2 separate regions of the Homo sapiens genome follow, and region 1 is linked to region 2. The links are chromatin contacts, found by Hi-C in ENCODE. All regions are on one chromosome and are shown on one strand. Each heading gives the region's core, a stretch centred on a gene start or an enhancer-like site at or near the end of the contact. The rest is flanking DNA. Distances are from core to core; before and after follow the strand shown.

Evidence for each region. Hi-C counts contacts between places; a loop is a spot of excess contacts on that map. Pooled maps may share reads with other maps.
Region 1: a loop to region 2 is called in a pooled map, with 2.9 times the contacts of the local background. The contact joins the enhancer-like site here to the promoter of COPS9 in region 2. A Hi-C loop is called at or near these places in 1 of 168 maps with a recorded cell type or tissue (body of pancreas) and 3 of 50 pooled maps.

The regions. Positions count from the first base shown.
Region 1 is chr2:240,449,946-240,453,619 of GRCh38, reverse strand. All of the region lies in intron 1 of GPC1 (glypican 1), which reads right to left. It overlaps GPC1-AS1 (GPC1 antisense RNA 1), which reads left to right. Exons shown (of 3, transcript NR_161169.1): 2 at 2,698-3,009. Among named protein-coding and RNA genes, the nearest start is that of MIR149, 4.2 kb to the left of the region's middle. RefSeq lists a silencer at 815-864. Within about 2 kb of position 2,424, at least 4 of the 41 ENCODE cell types and tissues checked have a DNase peak (open chromatin) inside an H3K27ac peak, as active enhancers do.
Region 2 is chr2:240,134,993-240,138,522 of GRCh38, reverse strand. It overlaps COPS9 (COP9 signalosome subunit 9), which reads left to right and starts at 2,218. Exons shown (of 3, transcript NM_001163424.2): 1 at 2,218-2,301. The coding sequence starts at 2,239. RefSeq lists enhancers at 1,697-1,806, 1,817-1,916 and a silencer at 2,357-2,406.

The DNA.
Region 1 (3,674 bases), core at 1,175-3,674, 310 kb before region 2:
CGAGGGGAGGGGGGCGCCGCGATTGGCGGGGAAGGGGCTTGTCGCAGCGGGTGCGGCAGGCACGGGGGTGGGGGAGGGGGCTCGAAGGGCTGCGACGGCCCGGGGAGGGGGATGGGCCTGGCGGAAGAGGAAGGGGGGCCCCGGGGCGGCGGCAGGCGATGCGGGAGCGGGGCGGGCGGAGGGAGCGGGGCGGGCGGAGGGAGCGGGGCGGGCGGAGGGAGCGGGGCGGGCGGAGGGAGCGGGGCGGGCGGAGGGAGCGGGGCGGGCGGTGGGAGCGGGGCGGGCGGTGGGAGCGGGGCGGGCGGTGGGAGCGGGGCGGGGACGCCGGGATGCGGCCCGGGAGGGGTAGGGGTAGGTGCAGCTGGGGCGACGGGTGGGGTGGGACTGGGGACGGGCCACGGACTCCCGACAGGAGGGGCGGAAAGGGGATGGGGCTGCGGCGGCCAAGCGGGGCAGGACGGAGCGGAGGATGGGACAGAGGCGGTGGGGACGAGGAGCGGGTGGAGATGGGGGTGGCGCGCCTGCGGATGCGGGTACGGTGGCGCTGCGGGAGAGGTCCTCGGGCCTGGCTTCCAGCGCGGCGGCGGACGCGGGACCCCCTTCGCAGCGGCGGCTCCAGCGGCTCCGGGCGGCGCGCGGGCTCTGGGTGCAGGTGCTCGGGCCGGGGAAAGGCGGCGGAGCGGGGCCGGGCGGAAGGGCTCGCAGGAGGCGAAAAGCCAGCGGGGGACGAGGGCGGGCTGCGGTCCGCCGGGCGCGCGGGAGACTCTGGCCGCAGCCACCCCGGGCAGCGCCGCAGCCGCACTGGCGCGCACGGCCGAGGGCGGTGGCTCCCGGCGCGGGGACGAGCGTCCTCCCGCAGCCCCCGCCCCGCCGCGCTCGGCACCGCCCCCGTCTCCCTGGAAACCGCAGGCGGCCGCCCCGGCCCCTCCGGCCAGGTCCCCGCCGCCCTGCGCCCGCCTTCCTGCCCGCCGCCGAGGCCGGGCCCCTCCCTCCCGCCTGCGGGTGCTGCTCCTGTTCTCCGCGGGCAGTCCGGGCCTCCTAGGCTCCCCACTGCAGCTAAGCGGGCCCAGGCCTTGGTGCAGGGGCTCCTGGGTCTCAGCAGGGCCGGCGCTCGGGGGAGCCGGGGCCCCTCCCCGGAGGGTAATGGGGGCGGGGTGTCGGGTTTCTCTCTGTGCTGAAGGTGGCAGCTGACCACCGCTGTCCTCACGCAAAGCTGCCATGGTCATTCCACATCCTCTACCTGCCCCCTCCAGCCCCCAGTCCAATGGCACCCGGGCCTTGACTCCAGACCCCCCTGCCCCTATATCCTGACCTGCTTTCCCTCTGACATACCAAACCCAACAGGCCACATCCTTCCACCAAGTCTCCCACCCAGGTGCCCCCAGCCTGGGAGGTCTATGCTGTGCGCCTCTGGCCCCTCCTTGGACACCAGAGGGACAGCCTCCCGCCAACACCCTCCCCTCCCTGCAGCCCAGGTCCTGCGTGGCTCCCACTGTCCCGGCCCAGCTCCCCACCTTCCCCAGGCCTGCTGACCCAGCCAGACAAAACCACCCACTCACACCAGTTCCCCTCTGGCCGCACTCCGGCCTCTCGGCCGGTCTGCAATGGGCACACTGAGAGCTGCTGGACAGACCACCAAGGCAGGCCACAACACCGGAGACCCCCAAAGACGGGGCTTTCACCAGGCAACTCATAAGACTGCTCTCTAAGCTGCCCAGATCCTGCTTGGGGAACCCCTGAGCAGGCCATCCTGCCGGCAGACGCCAGGTCTGGGCGGTGCCGGCCCTGGCATGGCACGACGGCAGGGGTCCATCAGATGGGAGCCTAGTCACAGCTCGGGCCAAGAAGCCGCGTGCCCTGTGCAGGCCTCCCCCCATGCCAGCCTGCTCCACTGTCTGAGGCTCATGCTGTGGCCTCAGACTGGGGATGAAAGGGGATTCAGAATTTGTGTCACGAACCTCCTGCCACACCCAGGACCCGGTGTCTTGGCTGTAAGGCAGAGCCCACTCTTCGAACCCAGGATGAGGTGCTCCCCAGAGGCCGTGCCCCCAGGCCTGGCTCAGCCTTTCTCCTCCTTGGCTTGGTGGAGCTGAAGAGGGCACTCACATCTCTATGCCCAACCCTGCCAGCAGGGTGGAAATTCAGGCAGGCTGTGGGAGGGTGGGGTTGTCCTCCTGGGGCTCTGCCCAGCTCTCCCATCTAGCTTCCCGTACACCCACTGCAGGGGCCACAGGCACCCAAGGAGGCCTGGAAGATGGACTGGCCCTCCCTGTCTGCTACACCCACAGGGGGCACGCTAGAAACGCAGAAGGGGACGCAGCAGCCACATTCCAGTCCACAAAGACGCCGCGCAGGCCCGTCCATCTGCCCCGTGAATGCCAACCAGGCAGAGACACACATACAGCTGAGGCTGGGCCGGATCCCAGAGCAAACCCTTGGGTGCCTCTGGAGGGAGCCCGCCAAGAGGGATGGCTCATAAACACTGGGGAAGGAACAGAAGGGGAGGGAGCAAAGGAACTCGGCCGCTCACCTCCGACCCAACCACTTCCCGAGAAGCCATCTCTGTGGTCATGGTGGTCCCAGGCCTGGCTCTCCCTGCGCCCACCCCCACCACCCAGTCACTCCACCCAGTCACCCCACCCAGCTGTGACCTGCCACTTCCCTCCATCTCACATGCTTTCCCCTCACCTCCCTCAGGAAGCCTCCCCAGCCTCTGGCCTCCAGTCCCAACAAGCCATGCTCCTTCCAGAGGGAACCTCTGCCAGGGGAGCCTCCACTTTCTTGCTCCTGCCTCCCTACCTGGCACCCAGGCCGGCCCTGGTACCCTGGTACTGAATAAAGGCACACGTCTAAATGATGTCGGGGGGAATCTGCCCAGTGTTGGCACTGGAGCGAACACGACCCACTGCCAGCATGGCCCACGAGCCACACCCCCCCAAGCCAGCACCTCCTCCCCAGAGGAAGCACGGGGCTCGACGGGGCACGCCCCTGAATGGGAGGTCACACATGGTGAGGGCTCCCTTGTTCCCAGAGGTCTAGCTGTCTCCCTGCTAAGATGCAGAGCTCACTATGGGCCTCGCAGGGGGTTAAGCCGAGTCATTTCATCTTCACAGCAGCTGTAGGTCCCGCTGACATAGCTGACACATAGAGAGCTAAAGTGACCTGTGCAAGGTCACAGGCTAGGAGTAGCAGCACGGGGCCCAGCACGAGGAACAGCCTTAGCATCCCCCGCCTCCCCAACCCTGCAGCCTGCCCTGACTCCAATCCCAGGGGAATTCCTGAGCTGCAGGCAAAGGCTGAAGCAGGAGCTGACAAGCCCTGCTGAGCCCAGAGAGGTCTGGGCGGTCCCAGGAGGGCGTCTCCCTAGGGCTTTGATGAGTTGGTGGCCGCCCAGGCACCTCTGCCTGCCTGCCCAGCATGGCAGGTGTGTGGGCTGGAGCTTCTGCCCAGCCCTGCCCCACAGCCACAATTAGGGGACGAGTGCAGATAAAGCACGGGGGCCAGTTACATCTGAATTTCAGATAAACAATGAATTGTTATTTTAGTACAGTATGAAAGTATTTGGCCCCAAAGAACTGGAAGCAGGAAAAGGAACAGCTCCTCATACACCCATGCTCACAGCATTATTCACCAGAGCCGGAAGGTAGAAACGATGTCTCTCCACAGTCGAATAG
Region 2 (3,530 bases), core at 969-3,468:
CGGGGCCTGGGCAGGCTCTGTCTTCCAGGGACGGCTCTAGGCTTTGAGGATGCTGGGAGGAAGGGGGCTTCACCTGGGGCACTGGAAGACTGGGCAGGCAGCACGATGGTGTCTCAGGGATGGGCCTCCAGCAATAGGATGGCCTCTGCACAGGTGGTGAGCCCCCCATCCCTGTAGGGTGTACAAGCAGACCGTGGAGACCCACAGCTCCACCCCTTAGCTAGTAAAGACCTTGACTTAATGGGTCAATCTTCTTAGTCACTGCCAAGCCCCTGTTCCATCGGACTGACTTTCACTTGGGTCCTTCAGGGTGATGCACATTGGCATGGCATGAGGCTCACCCAATATCCACTGCCAGCTTCTCCCTGCGTCCCACACTGTCCACTCAGGCCAGGCGGCCCCTTTTCAGGCCACACACACCCCTCACATTTCAGCTCAATTCCTGTCCCTGGAACTACCCTCATCCATGCCGCCCCCCACTCCCCTTCTCTACAGCCTAACCCCCAAACCCAACTCCTCTAAGGCCTGTTAAAGGAAAACATTATTGGAAATTTTCAGAAGTTGTTCCGAACCCTGGAGACGGGTGTGGGGACCACTGCAACGGGATCTTGCAGTGGGGGAGGGAGACCAGGCTCAGCTCCGAACAGCACAGGCAGTGGGGGTTTGCGGCTGAGGAGCAGGTGGGGTCGCGGGTGGCAAATGACTGGGAGGAACACAGTGCGGGACGGGATGCTGGCTCGGCCGACCCCGCAGGGCTTTCGCTGAAGACAGGTCTGGGCCATCAGACATCCTGGGGATGCTGGGGGACCAGGAACCCGATCCAATATCCAGGGTGGGGGGCTCTGGCTAAACCAACTTAGCAGGGCTCTCTGCGAAAACTGAACCTGACAATGCAGTGCACAGATGGGCCTGGGAGGAGGTTAGGAGGCCACCGAAGTCTGGCTGAGCAAGGAATCTTTGGCAAAGTCTAGTTCCAGGACCTGTTGCTCTCTCTCCTTCCCTCCCCTGTTCTTCCTCTCTCCCTCTCTTCCTCCAACCTTCTCCCTCCTCTTACCCCTTTCCTTCTCCTTTCCCTCGCATTTCTGTCACATTCTTTTTTGTTGTTTTTTTCATTACGGTAAAACTTCACAAATTGTTTCCATCTTAACCACATTTCAGTGACGTTAAGCACATTCACGAACTGTGCAGCCATCACCAGCAGCCTCTACAGATCCTTTTCATCTGTCAAGGCTGAAAATCTGTCCCCACTAAACACGAACTCCCCATTTCCCCTTCCCCAGACCCTGATAACCCCCTTCTACTTTCTGTCTCTATGACTTTGACTCCTCTAGGGGCCTCGGCTGAGTGGAATCATGCGGTGTTTGTCTTAGGACTGGCCCGTTTCCCTCGGCAGAGCGTCCTCAATGTTCCTGCGCGTGGCAGCAGGTGTCGGCATTCCCTTCCTTTTAAAGGCTGAGTAATGTTCCACAGTGTGCATGGCCCACATTTGCTTATGCACGTATCCATCGATGGGCAGGGACAGCGGGGGACGCTTCCCTTTTTCATTTATTATAAATAACGCTGCTGTGAACGTGGGGTAAAGACGCCCCTTGGAGCCTCGGCTTTTGGTCCTCTGGGCTTGTGCCCGGAAGGGGAGTGCTGGGCCACGTGGGTGTCCGTGTTTGATTTTCTGGGACCTGCCCCCCCCCGTCTCCCGCCCCGGCTGCCGCGTCTCACTCCCCGCCGCGGTGCGAGGGGCCCCGTGTGCCGCGCACCCTTCCACCCGTGTTTTGCTGTTTTTTTGACTCTGGGCGTCCCAGGGGTGCAGCGGCCGTGGGGCCCTGGTTTGCTTTCACCTCTTCATCTGCTCACTGGCCGCGAGTGTGTCTTCTTCAGACAAACGTCTGAAGGTCAAGCCCTGGGCTCCTGTGAACCCGGCCGTCTTTGCGGCAGAGTCTGAGGCTCCTTCTTTATTCTGGATCCGGCCTCTGGTCGGAGGCGTGCTCTGCAGGCACTGCTCCCATTGCTGGCAGCCTTTTCTCCCCGTGGCCGCCCGGCCGCCCATCAGAGGCGTTGCAGACGCCCGCCCTCGCCAGCGCAAAGACAAACGCCGGTGGCCGCGGACGCGCCGGCGGCCGGGAGCACCCCAGCGGGCGGGCACCACAGAGGCGCGGTCCTCCGGCGTCTAGATCTGCCATGTGGCGCGCGCCGGAAGCGGCTCTGAGGCCGGAAGTGAGCCTAGAGCGCCGCGGCCCCGAGATGAAGCCGGCGGTGGACGAGATGTTCCCCGAGGGCGCCGGGCCCTACGTGGACCTGGACGAGGTGGCACGGGCCCGGCGGGAGTCTCCGAGCGTGGGGAGCGGGGAAGGGGGAGCGGAAGGGCGGCGTCCTGGTGCGCGGGTCCCGGGGAGGGGAGGCCGGGCGGGTGGGCGATGGGCGCGGCTCCCAGGCTCCCTGCCCCGCGGAGAGCAAATCCCGGTTTCTCCGAGCACCTGGTGAAAGGCGGCGACCGACCGCGGCGGGAAGCGTGTGCCCTAGCCCGGGGGACCAGGAGGCGCAGCCTGAGGGTTGAGTGCCTGCTGGGTGCCCCCACGGCCCCCGGGAACACACCCGTGGTCAGAGGAGTTGCGTTTGCTGCTCTTCGATGGCTGCAGCACCCCATGGGGGCCCGCGGTGCGTCTCCATAACCTCGTGTGGGATTTGAGCTCGTGTTAGGGGATTTGGGGGAAGAAAGTGGGCTTTACTGTGCCTTGGAAGCGAGGATAATTCTCCGATTGGGCCTCTTAATCTTAACTAGAATGAGGGAAGACTGGAGCAGCCGTCATTCCTGTCGGAGCGGAAAAGGAGACATCTGGCATTTATGTGCTTTGCGTAGTGGCCTCGTTCTTCTTTTTAATTATACAGGATTATACAGTCGTCTTGGGGTTTTGTTGGTCTCTATTGTGTTCACAGAGTGACCTTGTCTGATGTGAGCGTTCTGAGATGGTTTATGGTCAGCAGGAGAGCACCACAGCCTAGCTCAGAGTGGCAGGCCAGCTCCTACATGTCAGGGCCTTATGTGCTCTTTCTCAAAGCTTAGGGGCTGCAGAGGTGGTCAGAGGCAGCCCTTGTGCTTGTGGAGGTAATAGCATGGCAGAGCGGCTGATTGCAAATACCAGGTGTCATAGAAAGCCGAAGGCGCACCGACGGATGGACCCTCAGGGCTTTGAGGGGGCTCAGCAAAGGTACAGCTGAGGAGTCGACTCTGTGGCCAAATGCTGGGGGACACATTGGTGTTTGCCAGGTAGTGGGGGATGAAGGCCCGGCAGGAGCAGAGCCCTGGGTTGGGGGATGCCGACTGGCTCACCAAGGGAAGGGAATGTTGTGTCGTTTAACATGGTTGAGCGTGCAGTGCCAGAGAGAGGGGAGACAGTGGGTAGGGACTCTCTCCCTACCCAGATCGTGAAACCATCTGGAACCATGCTAAAGAGGGTGGCTCTGTGCACCCCGCTCCCGAAGCACTTCCATTAAACCCAGGCTTCTCAGTCCTGTTTTACAGTCCTAGGCTTCAC